Regions from separate parts of the Mus musculus genome. Here region 2 is linked to region 1. The links are chromatin contacts, found by POLR2A ChIA-PET in ENCODE. All regions are on one chromosome and are shown on one strand. The core of a region is the stretch at or near the end of the contact, and the rest is flanking DNA. Distances in the headings are between cores, read along the strand shown.

Evidence for each region. ChIA-PET counts read pairs that join two places held with the same protein, here RNA polymerase II (POLR2A).
Region 2: POLR2A ChIA-PET joins it to region 1 with 11 read pairs in Patski. The contact joins the promoter of Kmt2d here to the promoter of B130046B21Rik in region 1. POLR2A ChIA-PET finds 5 or more read pairs at or near these places in 2 of 5 experiments (Patski and embryonic stem cell).

The regions. Positions count from the first base shown.
Region 1 is chr15:98,803,279-98,808,928 of GRCm38, reverse strand. B130046B21Rik (a long non-coding RNA gene) reads right to left here and starts at 2,614. Exons shown (of 3, transcript XR_003951472.1): 1 at 1,705-2,614; 2 at 607-693; 3 at 1-60. It overlaps Ddn (dendrin), which reads left to right and starts at 1,004. Exons shown (of 2, transcript NM_001013741.1): 1 at 1,004-1,324; 2 at 1,729-5,147. The coding sequence starts at 1,116. The coding sequence ends at 3,652.
Region 2 is chr15:98,868,471-98,874,120 of GRCm38, reverse strand. Kmt2d (lysine (K)-specific methyltransferase 2D) reads left to right here and starts at 2,916. Exons shown (of 55, transcript NM_001033276.3): 1 at 2,916-3,107.

The sequences.
Region 1 (5,650 bases), core at 1,365-3,864:
AGTGAGTCCAAAAGGTGAGCTGCACCACACCATGCCAGTCAAGTGAACTAGAGCCCCGACCTAGGAAAGAAAGGCCACTTTTATCTTTTCTGTTGCTAGGGGATTTGGCTGTGCCACAGGAGCACTCTAGTCCATCCCCCTCTGTTAGGGTACAAATGTATTTAAGCACTCTATCTGCACCCCACATAAGGCTTGGAAGAGCTGTGTGGGCACGGAACTGTGTAACCCTAGAATCCTGGCTTCTGGGTTAGGGGAGCTAGCCTGCTGCTCAGGGAAGGCTCTGTGGGTGCCCAAGGACACCCATATTTAGAGTAGGAGTCGTCCTGCTGTTTGGTGGCCAGGATAGATGGAGTTCCGCCTCAGCAGAGAAAGCTGAGGCATACAGGTGCACCTTTCTGAGGTCTTGGGGGAGCAGCTCTCCCCCAGAGTCGCACAAAAGCTTCCTGAAAGCGGCACCTCTTCTCTGTACTGCTTAGGAACTGGTTACTCATCTCAGCTGCACCCGAATGCCACCGACACTAAAAATAGCCCGCTCCCCCCAGCTGTGGGCCAGCCTCTCTTGCACCCCAACCCCATGGAAACCAGCAGCGAGTGGCAGGCAGAGACCTTGAGTTCTGTTCTCACCACTCCCTGTCGGAGAAAGGAGTCTGGGCGAGCAGGCAGGAATAGAGAGAGCACTGGTGGTCAGGCAACCTGACAAGCAGGAAAGCAAAGGGTTAAAACTTCGGGAAGGATGAAGAAATGGGGGCTGGAGGAGAGGGCACCGTAAGCTTGGCAAGAATCAGAAGTCTCTCCCCGCCCACTCGCAGGTCCCATTAGGCTTGGGGGACCTGAGCAGTGAGTGGGAAGGGGCGTCCAATCCCAGGCCCCAGGGGGCGGCCGTGCACATGGGGGAGGAAGCAGCGCGGAGCCGTCCACGGCGGCGTGTCACATGCGCGCGCGCTCGCGCGCTAGCACACACTCACACACGCACAGACAGGCACACACGTGTGCCCGGGTATATATAGTTGCCAGTCCCTGGGCCTGCCGCTCTGCAGTGGGCGCCGGCTCCCTGGGTTGGGAGGGGGCTCACGGGGCGGGTGGGAGGGTGGGGGGCCGGGGTGGGGTGGGGCAGGATGCTGGATGGCCCGTTATTCTCCGAGGGGCCCGACAGCCCCCGGGAGCTCCAGGATGAGGAGTCCGGCAGCTGCCTCTGGGTGCAGAAGTCCAAGCTGTTGGTGATTGAAGTGAAGACTATTTCCTGTCATTATAGTCGTCGCGCTCCTTCTCGACAGTCCATGGACATCCAGGCCAGCTACTGGGCCCGTGGGCCCCAGAGCCGCACGTGAGTGAAGGAGGGGTGAGGGGCAGCAAGTGGTGGGGCGGGAAGTGGGGTCCAGACCTCCCCGCTGGCACCAGCAATTGCTGCTGTTCCCTTCTCTTTCCCGCGCCTCCCTCCCCCCACTCGTCGAGGACTGGGGCCTGAATCATTGAGCGCTGTTTAGGGGGACAGGAGTACTAGTGGCAGGCGGTGAGATGGGGGCAGTCGCTGTTAAAGTGTGCATGGAGAGATGGCGAGGAGTCTCATTTCGACTTTAGCCCTAACATATACGCACGTGCACTCGCTCAGACACTCACACGAACCCTCCCACATGGCTGCCCCAAGTGGTCTCCAGTGCTCCCAGCTCCCCGGACCTCGGCTCTCTGTCCCCGCAAACTGCTCACCTGGGTTCCTGCTCATTGTCCCAGGTGTAGGCTGCGCCCGGGATCCCCTGAGCCGCCACCCCGCCGACCCTGGGCCTCCAGGGTGCTGCAGGAGGCAACCAACTGGCGGGCGGGCCCCCCCGCCGAGGTCCGAGCCCGGGAACAAGAGAAAAGAAAGGCGGCGTCGCAGGAGCGGGAGGCCAAGGAGACCGAGAGAAAAAGGCGCAAGGCTGGCGGGGCCCGACGGAGTCCCCTAGGTCAGCCCCGCCCAGAGCCCCGGAACGCCCTTCGGGCAGCCCAACCTACAGGGTTTCCAGTTTTCTCCAGACCAGAGCGCTTCGGGCAGGTGGGGCGAGCGCCCCGACCATCCGTGCTCCCGCAGGGTGACCCAGGGGTTGCATGGGCGGGGCCATGGGGAGGCAGAAGGCCAGGGCCCCCTAGCTACGAGGCTCACCTGCTGTTGAGAGGCTCTGCAGGCACAGCCCCAAGGCGCCGCTGGGACCGGCCGCCACCCTATGTGGCTCCACCTTCTTATGAAGGTCCCCACAGGACCCTGGGGACTAAGCGAGGCCCGGAGCTCTCCCGGGCGCCCACCTCATCAGCCCCAGTTCCAGCCACCACCAGGACAGAGGGAGGGCGCACGAAGAAGAGGCTGGATCCTCGAATCTACCGGGATGTTCTAGGAGCTTGGGGTCTCAGACAGGGACGGGGACTCTTAGGAGGTGCTCCAGGCTGTACAGCAGCCAGAGCTAGGCCAGAGTCTTGCAAAGGGGCTATAGAGAAAAGCTCAGGCCTAGTTGCTGCTGGCCTGAACAGTGCTGGCGATAGTCATTCCCAAGGCAAAACGACTGGCGGTCCAGGCACGGACGCAGCTCTCTCTAGGTCCGCGATCAGCAGCCCACCTCGTCCTGTTCCCAGGTCCAGGCAGCACCTCAGGGGGTCAAGGAAAGGGAAAGAAGGAAGTGAGCAGATATGGCTTCCCACGTGTTGGCTTGCCTCCCCTAAAAAGCCTCCAGTTAGGCACAGCCAGACGCTCCCTAGACCCTGGGCTCCTGGAGGCACCGGGTGGAAAGAGTCCCTGGGTCAAAGAGAGGGGGCAGAACATGAGACCCTGGAAGTTTGGAAGGTGACCCGCCGTGCCCACACCCTGCCCCGCATTTCCCGAGGTCCCGCTGGTAGAGAAGGCATCTTTGTCATTGACGCCACATGCGTGGTGATAAAGTCCCAGTACGTTCCGACCCCTCGAACCCAGCAGGGTCAGCTCGTGCCCTCTGGGGAGTCGTGCAGTGTGAGCGACAGCCTTAGTCAACCCAAGCCCTGTCACGAGGAGGAGGGCGAGGGGGCCGCTGCCAACCCTTCAGTTTGCCAAAAGCGACTGTTGAGCAGTCGAGTCTTAAACCAACCGAGCGAGGGTCGCGAGTGCGAGGCCGAGGTCGGACAGCAGGGGGATTCTTCATTGGAGGAGCGCTCCTCCAGCGGTTTGGGGTTCCCTGTCGGAGAAGTGAACCCGCGAGACGCCCCCACGCAGCCAGGTAGCCAAGAGCACCCGACCTTAGGCCCAGCGGCTCCGGTATGCGCCGGCAGCTTGAAGGGCTCAGAAGCGGCTGGTGTCCCGCGGCGCGCGGGCGGGGGCTGGGCGCGGACTCCAGGGCCCTACGCCGGGGCGTTGCGAGAAGCCGTGTCCCGCATCCGCCGCCACACCGCCCCAGATTCGGACTCAGACGAAGCGGAGGATCTCAGCGTCCATAGCGGCTCCTCTGATGGAAGCGACACAGACGCCCCAGGCGCCTCCTGGCGGAATGAGAGGACCCTGCCTGCGCTTGGGAACACCCGGCCCAGGGAAGGCGGGAAGACAGCAGGGCTGAGCGACAGTATCCGGGAGATTGTGGATGTCATCAGTCAAACCGAGGAAGGCTTCATCCGAGAGGACACCAGGAAAACGCCACAGGGAAATAGAGAGAGGGAGTGAGCGATGCCCCTCTTTGTTCTCGTGTCGCTCAGCCCATCCACCCTGGGCTCACCTGCTCCTTCTCTCTCTCCAGGCTTCGTTTGCTTCCTTTTCTTCTTTCCCACCTATACCTGTTCCCACACTTGAAACAGAGGAGAGAGGAGGAACCAGGGAAGGTAGCGTCTGCCAACTCAAGGGTTAGTTTCAGGGAAAGTGTGGGTGGGCCATCCACACCTGCTACATTCGGTGTGGAACTGTTCCGACAGAGAAAGAGAAGGGGCAGGGATGGTGCCTGCGATGGGCAGGGCAGGGTCCCTGACAGGAGAGAAAAAGTAATGGAGAGGCCTTGAACCTAGTGACTGAGTGGAGGAGACAGAGGAACTTTGGGCAGAGAAGAAATGAATGCATACACACAACCAGCAACCTGGCGAGAGGGCTCTCTTTGATGTTACAACTCAAGTTTCAATTCCAACTCTGCCACTGACCTAGCTGGTGGACCTCAGAGTAACTATTTTTGCGCCCGGGCATCCCGGACTTCTGTAAATGTAAAATGAGCGCTTTCTGCCTCCCATTCTTTTGTCCCTAGGATTTTGTGAATAAGCGAGTAGAGAGAATCTGAGGGTTCTTACCCACTTCGGTCATCCTCAGTTCGGAAGACTGTCAAGGTCTTCAGATTTAAACGGACAAAGGGCTTCTATTCCAATTTTCCCAGTTTAGGTGAGTGCTCCCACAGCCGAGCAGGATCATGGCCCTCTCACTGCCTCTAGCCTGCTGTGGCCCAAGCTGGAGAGGGAAGGTAGCCAATGAATCAGCTTGGGACACTTTTAGGCCTTCCCCTTCTCCTCCATCTCCGTGTCCTTAGTGACGCTCTGAAGTGTTACCGGGATTTTCCACGCAGACGGTATCGCCCACCGGATAGGACCTTGACAATTTCTGTGTCTCTCCAAGGAAAACAGCCAGGCAAGGAGGAAGGTGGATTTTTCAGCAGACGGTGCGGGGTGTGATACTCGCTGTAGCCACTACGGGGCGCGCGCAGGTCGCGGATTCCCCCGGTTGCTGGTGCTCGAGTGCCCCTACACCAGCACTGCCAGTTATCTGGATCCCTAGTTACCGGCGCCGGTTTCCTGCCTTGACACCTCCAAACCGCGCGCGGGGCCGGGAGCAGGCCTCCGGCCTCCCAGACTTCTGGGGCGCGCCGAGCCCTTCTTTGTATTAATCCACGCCAACCGGTTTGAGACTGACATTTAAGCCTTTCTTCTTCTTCTTCTTCTTTTTTCTTTTTCTTTTCTTTCTTTCCAACCCTGGGCACTTCCTCTGTGTCTGCCATTTATTAGCCATGTGACCTTGGCCAAATCACTTCACCTCCCTGAGCCTCAGTTTCCTCATCTGTCAAATGGGGGTTTATAAACACCTACCTCGCAGGGTTGTTGTGAGGATTTAATGAGGTAATGTATATAAGGCGTCTTGCACAGTGCCTGGCACATAGCAGGCGCCCAATAAATCTACTCGCCCCTTTATGCAGCTCTGGAGTCTCTCTTTCTCTGACCTATCCCCCACTGTGTCCCTCCCTCAGTCCTTCTTGACTTCTTCCCGCTCATTGTGAGGGGGAGGAGGACTCCTCTCTGGTGGAAACTTCTAGTCCACCCTGTTCCCTGGCTGGGACTCTCCCTTCCTTGCCCCCCGCCGCACCCCTGCCGGCTCTTCCCTCTGCCCTGGTGCACTCCCCCCCACCCCTCATTCCGGGCAAGGGCTGAGTCAGTCTAGGTAAATTTAGCCATCGGCTGGGCAGGAGCGGGGGCTTCGCCCAGACTCAGTCACCAGGTCTGGTGACCCATCCCTCTGTCCCTACTCCCGTTAACCCTAACTCCCGCAACTCCTTAGACCGCTCTCAAACCACTCAGGCTTTTAGCCTCCAATTAGCTTGACATCACACCCAGAGAGACCCAAAGGCAGGACGCAGAGGGGGCAGGGCTCCCAGACCACAGCCACAGCTGGCTTCTATTCAGCAGATAAGGGTCT
Region 2 (5,650 bases), core at 1,667-4,166, 65 kb before region 1:
GTTCCTGCATCTATATGGTACATATAAGTTCACAGAGCTACACAGAAATACACATTTATTATAAACAAAACTGTTAAGTCTTTCTCAAGAGGATTAAAGTGGGAAATGAGGGGCCAGGGGTGGTACAGGGTTTTAATTCCAGCTCGCAGGAGGGAGAGGTGACATGAATCTCATCTCTTGAGTTGAGAGGTAACCTTGTCCACAGGTCAATGTTACATAAGACCATATCCCCCTCACCCCCCAAGAAATGAGGTGATTTACCCTCTGTTTAGGATAGTCCATCATAGATTAATATTACCTTCTAGTAGGAGTGTTTTCATTTTTGAGTACATGCAGTGGGGAGGTGCTTTCTGCTTTTCAATTCCCAATTAAACTTGTACTATAGCTGAGATAGTTGTGGGATCACCTGAAGTTTCTTTTTTGGAAATTTTGTTGAAATTGGCTTCAGTGATCAGACTAGAAACTTTGATGCTATGTATAGATAGCAGCAAGTGTCTACTATTGATCTCACCTACAACCATGGCCAAAGCCACACTGTCTAATGTGGCCAATTACACATGGTTAGGTCTAACATGGTTATAATTAAGTTACTGAGTTGCACCACTTACTTACCTTTCAAAGTATTCAATAGCTACATGTATCCAAGTGGCTATGTTCCTGTGGATACAGCCTGTTTCCACAGAATGAACCATGCTGTAGCCAGGGAAGTAGCCTCAGACCTAATTTGCCAGCTTCTCTCCATTCTTTTCTCTTAAATCTTTAAAAAAAAAAAAATTACATTCATTTTATCGTGTGTGCTTGTGTGTGGGAGCATCCTGGATCTTTGAAGGTCAGGGAACAACTTAGTTTCAGTTCTCTCTCTCCACTATGTGGGCCAGAGGGATGGAAGTCAGGCCTTAAGGCTTTGCAGTGAGTGCCTTTTACTCTCGGGGGGGGGGGGGGGCATCTTATAGGCCCTTAAAGCTTTTCTTTTCTTTTTTAATCTATGGGAAAATGTCCCCTTTGGTTTGCACTATGGGTTAACTTCTCAGAGTGACTCCTTGGGCGATTTTTTTCTTGTGTAGCCTCAGCCTTTTCACTTGTAATATGGAGATAATTCCACAATGTTGGTGAGGAAAGGGGGGGGGGAATATAAAGTATCGAGTACATAGTTAATTTGTCTCAACCTGCTTACTCCATGTATACAGTCTGTGCAGAAAGGTAATTCTAGTCTTCCCTCCTTCCATACTTGGGAGTGCGGGAGCTTGCCAAGGGTCTTATTCAGATTAACAATATTCCAACCAAGTAGCAGAGTATTTAGCTTAGTTTAAGGAAGAAGAAGAAGAAATAAAAGACAGGTTTAGAAGATTTTCGGGAAAATTAAATATGGGGTGGGGACACTCTACATTGATGTTTTGGTCGGGAAGTGGTTGTTTGGGGATCGCGAGGACACCGACAATACTTCTACTCCAAAGGGTCTTGGAGTTAGAAGACCTGAGAGTCGTCCAGCTTTCTTCCGGCCCCCAAACGTGGCAAGAACCCACCCTTTGCAGCGCCAGGCACGGTGCCTCACTTTCTCCATTTGCGGACTCCAGTTCCCAGGATGCAGAGCTGCGGCCAATCTCCAGGCTCTCTTTTCACCCCCCACCCCCCCTTGGCAAAGATTGTCCCCCAGCCAAAGAAAGGAGTTCCAAGGGTCAGTGACTTTAGGGAACAGAATTAAAAAGTGGCCAGAATCCTAGCTTTACCACCCAGAAGGTAAAGGAGGCAGCTCCTGGGCCGTGGCGAAGAAGAGGGGGGCTTTATTCCCACGTGTCTGCCCGGCGGCCAGCCTGGCGCAGTCGGGGTTAATCTGCAGCGGAGGGATCCCGGAGCGTGTGCGTAGAACTGCAGAGTCACAGCCTTTCCTCCAAGAGGGCTGTACCCCTCCGCCGCCCCGCTCCAACACAAAATAGGGCCTCCTCTTCTCCTTTCTCCCCTTCTCGAGTGGGGTTCCCCAGGCAAAAGGGCCCCCTGGATCTCGCGCCGGACGCTCCACGAGTCTCTACGATCGCTGCCCAGCTCCAAGGCGAGGAAAGAGCCTCTTCGCAGGAACCACCCTACCGGCCGAGCAGGAGGCGGAGGGGGGAGGCGGAGCGGCGCCGCGCTGCACTACTTTCCTCTCCGGTTGCAAATGGCTGCCTCGTTCCCCACTTTCCGCTCAGTTTCCTGACCCCCCGGCGCCGGGAGCCGGGGTTGGACCATGCACCTCTAGACCCCCCGCGATCAGTGCCTGCCGGGGGTCTAGGGGGTGCCGCTGACCACAGGCGGCCAGGCCGGGGGCGGGGCAGCTCCCGAGGCCAGAGGGGAAGGGAGGCGAGCGCTGGGCCTGGAGCGGCCGGAGGGGAGCGGGCAGAGGGCTCGCACCGCCCGCCCCTTCCTCTTCCTCGCCCACCAACCCTCCTCCCTTCCCCGGGGGGAGCAGAAGGTGGGGGGCTCGAAGCCGCCGAGGGGGGACGCTCGGGGTCGCGGAGCCCGGCGCTGGGTGTGTGTCAGGTTCGGCCCCGCCGGCTCCGCGTCGCCGTAGCTCGCGCGGCCCCGGGGCGCCGGCCCGGCGGGGAGAGGGGCTCGGCGCGGCTGCGAGGGGCTCACGTTCCATCCGGGCCCGGCGCGCGGCGCGGCGCGGCGCGGCATTCCTTCCGGGCTGCTGGGGAGGCGCCTCGACGTTCCATCTGGAGAGCCTCGACGTTCCGCCCGAGCCCGGCGCGGGCGGCCGGGGCGCTGGCCGGGCCCTAGGACTGAGAGGCCGCCCCGCGACGCGGATGCGGAGCCTGCTCGCCCAAGATCAAAGCCACCGGTGCTCTCTTTGTGTCCGCTCGGGATTCGCCGCCCTGGGGCTGTTCATGGAAACCTAAACTGCTGGAACCTGAGGCAGAGAACCCCTGTTGGATTTTTGCTTTTTTTTTTTTTTTTTTTTTTAAACCCCCGGGGGAAGGGTGACCACTCCGACCTGGATTTACCGTTCTTGGTCTCCCTAAGCCCCCCCGAGTGGGGGGCGGCTGTGCTCGCTCTGGCGGTTGGAGGTCGGGGAGCGGCCCGGGCTCTGGCCATGTTCTCGGATGAGGATTTCTGGATCGCCCTGTGAAGAGGTGAGTGAAGTCCGCCCGGCCTGGGCCCAGAAAGGGTTGGACTAGGGGCACAGCCAGATGGACTATCTTGGCCGGTGGCTGGCCTTTAGGTTGGAGAAAGGGGTGCCAGAGCTGGGGAGGGTTCCTTTGGCAGGGTCTGTCAAGGGAATCTGAGCCAGTTGCCACGGCAGAACCGAGGCCTGGTTTCTTGGGGTGTGCCTCTTTAAAGATTGGGGGTTCAGGGAACTACAGGAGTTTGGGAACATGTCCAGATAGCCTCTCTGCCTGTTTATTTTTGTGTTGAGGGAGTTCGACCAAACTAGGACCCAGGCCCTGATGCCAACACCAATCCCAGGCTGTTGTCCCCCACCCCCACCCCCAGGGTTCCTTGGGACAGAGCAACTTGGTGGGGGGATGCCACTGCCAGGTCCCACATACTGCCAGATTGGACTTTAATGTTGTTCCTACCTACCTGGGCACCCAAAACAATCCGTGGGAAACTCAAGGAGCCCTGAGTCCTTCACCCGGGAGGTGGGGGGGGGGGGGGAGGGTGGGTGGAAACTGGTGCGATGAAGAGGGGAGCTGGGGCATGAAGGAGGTGGGGCTGGGGCAGCTCTGCCCCTGCTGTTCAACTTAACTACTCTGCCTGGCAAAGTGACCCCAGCAAGGCCTAGTGGTGTCTTAGCCTGCTTCGTTTCCCCTCCTCTTGGGATGGACATAATCTCCGGGGGATTATAGAGGAGGCCGTTGAGATCTGTTCTCTACGAATGTGGGCTGCAAAAAAATGGCTTTTGTCTCTTGCTTTCTCTGGGCCTAGTGTAGAGTTAGCTGCCCATGAGTCCCTGGCCAATCCTGAAAGCCCCCGCCAGATCTCTACAATGCTTTTCTGGCTACGGAATGGTAAATAGTTCTCAGGTGCTGCCCCGGCTCTGCAGAGTAGGCTAGCTTGTGCCTCTTTGATGGAGAAATGACTTTATTTGTGCTCTTTTCTGCTGGAAGCCAGTGTTTCCAGCCCTGGTAGGAGGTGCTGGGGAGAAGGGGTGTGTATCTACAGCAGGAAGGGTGCAGCATGAGCCTCCCGCCTCAGCCTCTGGGCCCCGGGCTGGGGACAGCCTCTCTCACACCTGTCATGTTGCCCAGCAGGGATTTGGCTAGTGCATTTTGCGCCCTCATTCCACCCCCTCCAAAATACATTTGCTAGGTCTCCTTGAGTATTGTCTCAGAAAGGGGAAAGCAGGGGGTTTGCCCTTGAAAGCTTTCTGAGAGTTGGCATAGGGGTGCGGGGTAAAGTGAGCTGTCATCTATGGTCTCTGCCTCTCTTGTCTGCTCTTAGATAGCATCCTTAGGTGAGACTGTACCTTGTTAGCTCTGGCTGATCCCCTAGGCTACCCAGGGACAATGTGTTACCATTTGGATCCTTCCTAGAGGGCTGACTGAAAATGGGGGAGGAGAGAGGTGTGGTTTGATTCTCTAGCTGGGAACCAGGAAGTCCTGAGTCCCACTGAAGAGCTGTTCACTCAAGGGCTCCAGCCTTTCACCCCTCCAAGCCTCCATTTCCTCCCTTGCAGAGAAAATGGAGTGAAGCCTGTTGGTCTAGGGTGAACACAGGAAGGAGAGTGGTGGGGTAAATCTCTGCCACCTCTCTGGGCTGTTTTGGGTGTTTTTAGATGTAAGACTCCGGGTGTCAGCTCCCTAGCTCAGAGCAAGCCTGGCGCAGGTATTAGCCTAGTTTCGATCCAGGGAAAACCCCCTTGGGATATATGTGTGTGTCTGTTTACTGGCTGTGAATGATGGGATGGGGGAGCCCTTGGTTTTATTTGCTCAAAAGGCTCCAGGGACTTGATTGCTATGGCACTTGGTATTTTGGTATAGATGCTGGGCTGAAAGCTTGAGGAGTTAGGGGCTGAGGTTTCAGGCTACTTGGAGGTGTCCCTGGGTTCTTTATGGTACAGAAAAAGGAGAGTTTGCCGCTCAGTCTTGGACCTTCCATGGCTCTGTAAGTGGGGTGCTCTCTTTGCTGGGGTTTCTACTTTGATCCTCAAGGCTAGATGGAGAAGGTAGTTTCTGTACCTACTTGGGCAGTGCTAGCTTTAGCAGAGAGAGAGAGGGAGGGAGAGAGAGAGAGAGAGAGCAGGAGAGAGCGAGAGAGCGCTAGGGAGCGAGCTGTGCTTGGGGGAGGGCCGAGGAATGTGTCCCTCTGGCCTTGTGTCAGGTGGCCCTCCTACCCACTGTATTATCACTGTTGCCTTCTACTTCTCTTTGTTGCTGTTTGTGGCTCTCTTGGCCTCAACTCTGAGAACAAAGTTGTTGGAGGATCTGTTAGGAAGATATGGTTAGATGCAAACATTTAGGAAACTTTAAAGTCCTCTTGGACCTTCGGTGTGACCAGGCCTTGAATGATTGAATAGGCAGAGGGTCCTGGCTTGAGCCTTGAGCTCCAGTTCCCACTTCCCACAGGTGGCTTGTAAGGGCCTCTTGCAGTTCAGAGCATGCTCTGTAAGTCGGCCAGATAAGCATCCTGCTTTGCTGCAGATGGGTTGTTGTGCATGAGGCTTGGGAAGAGG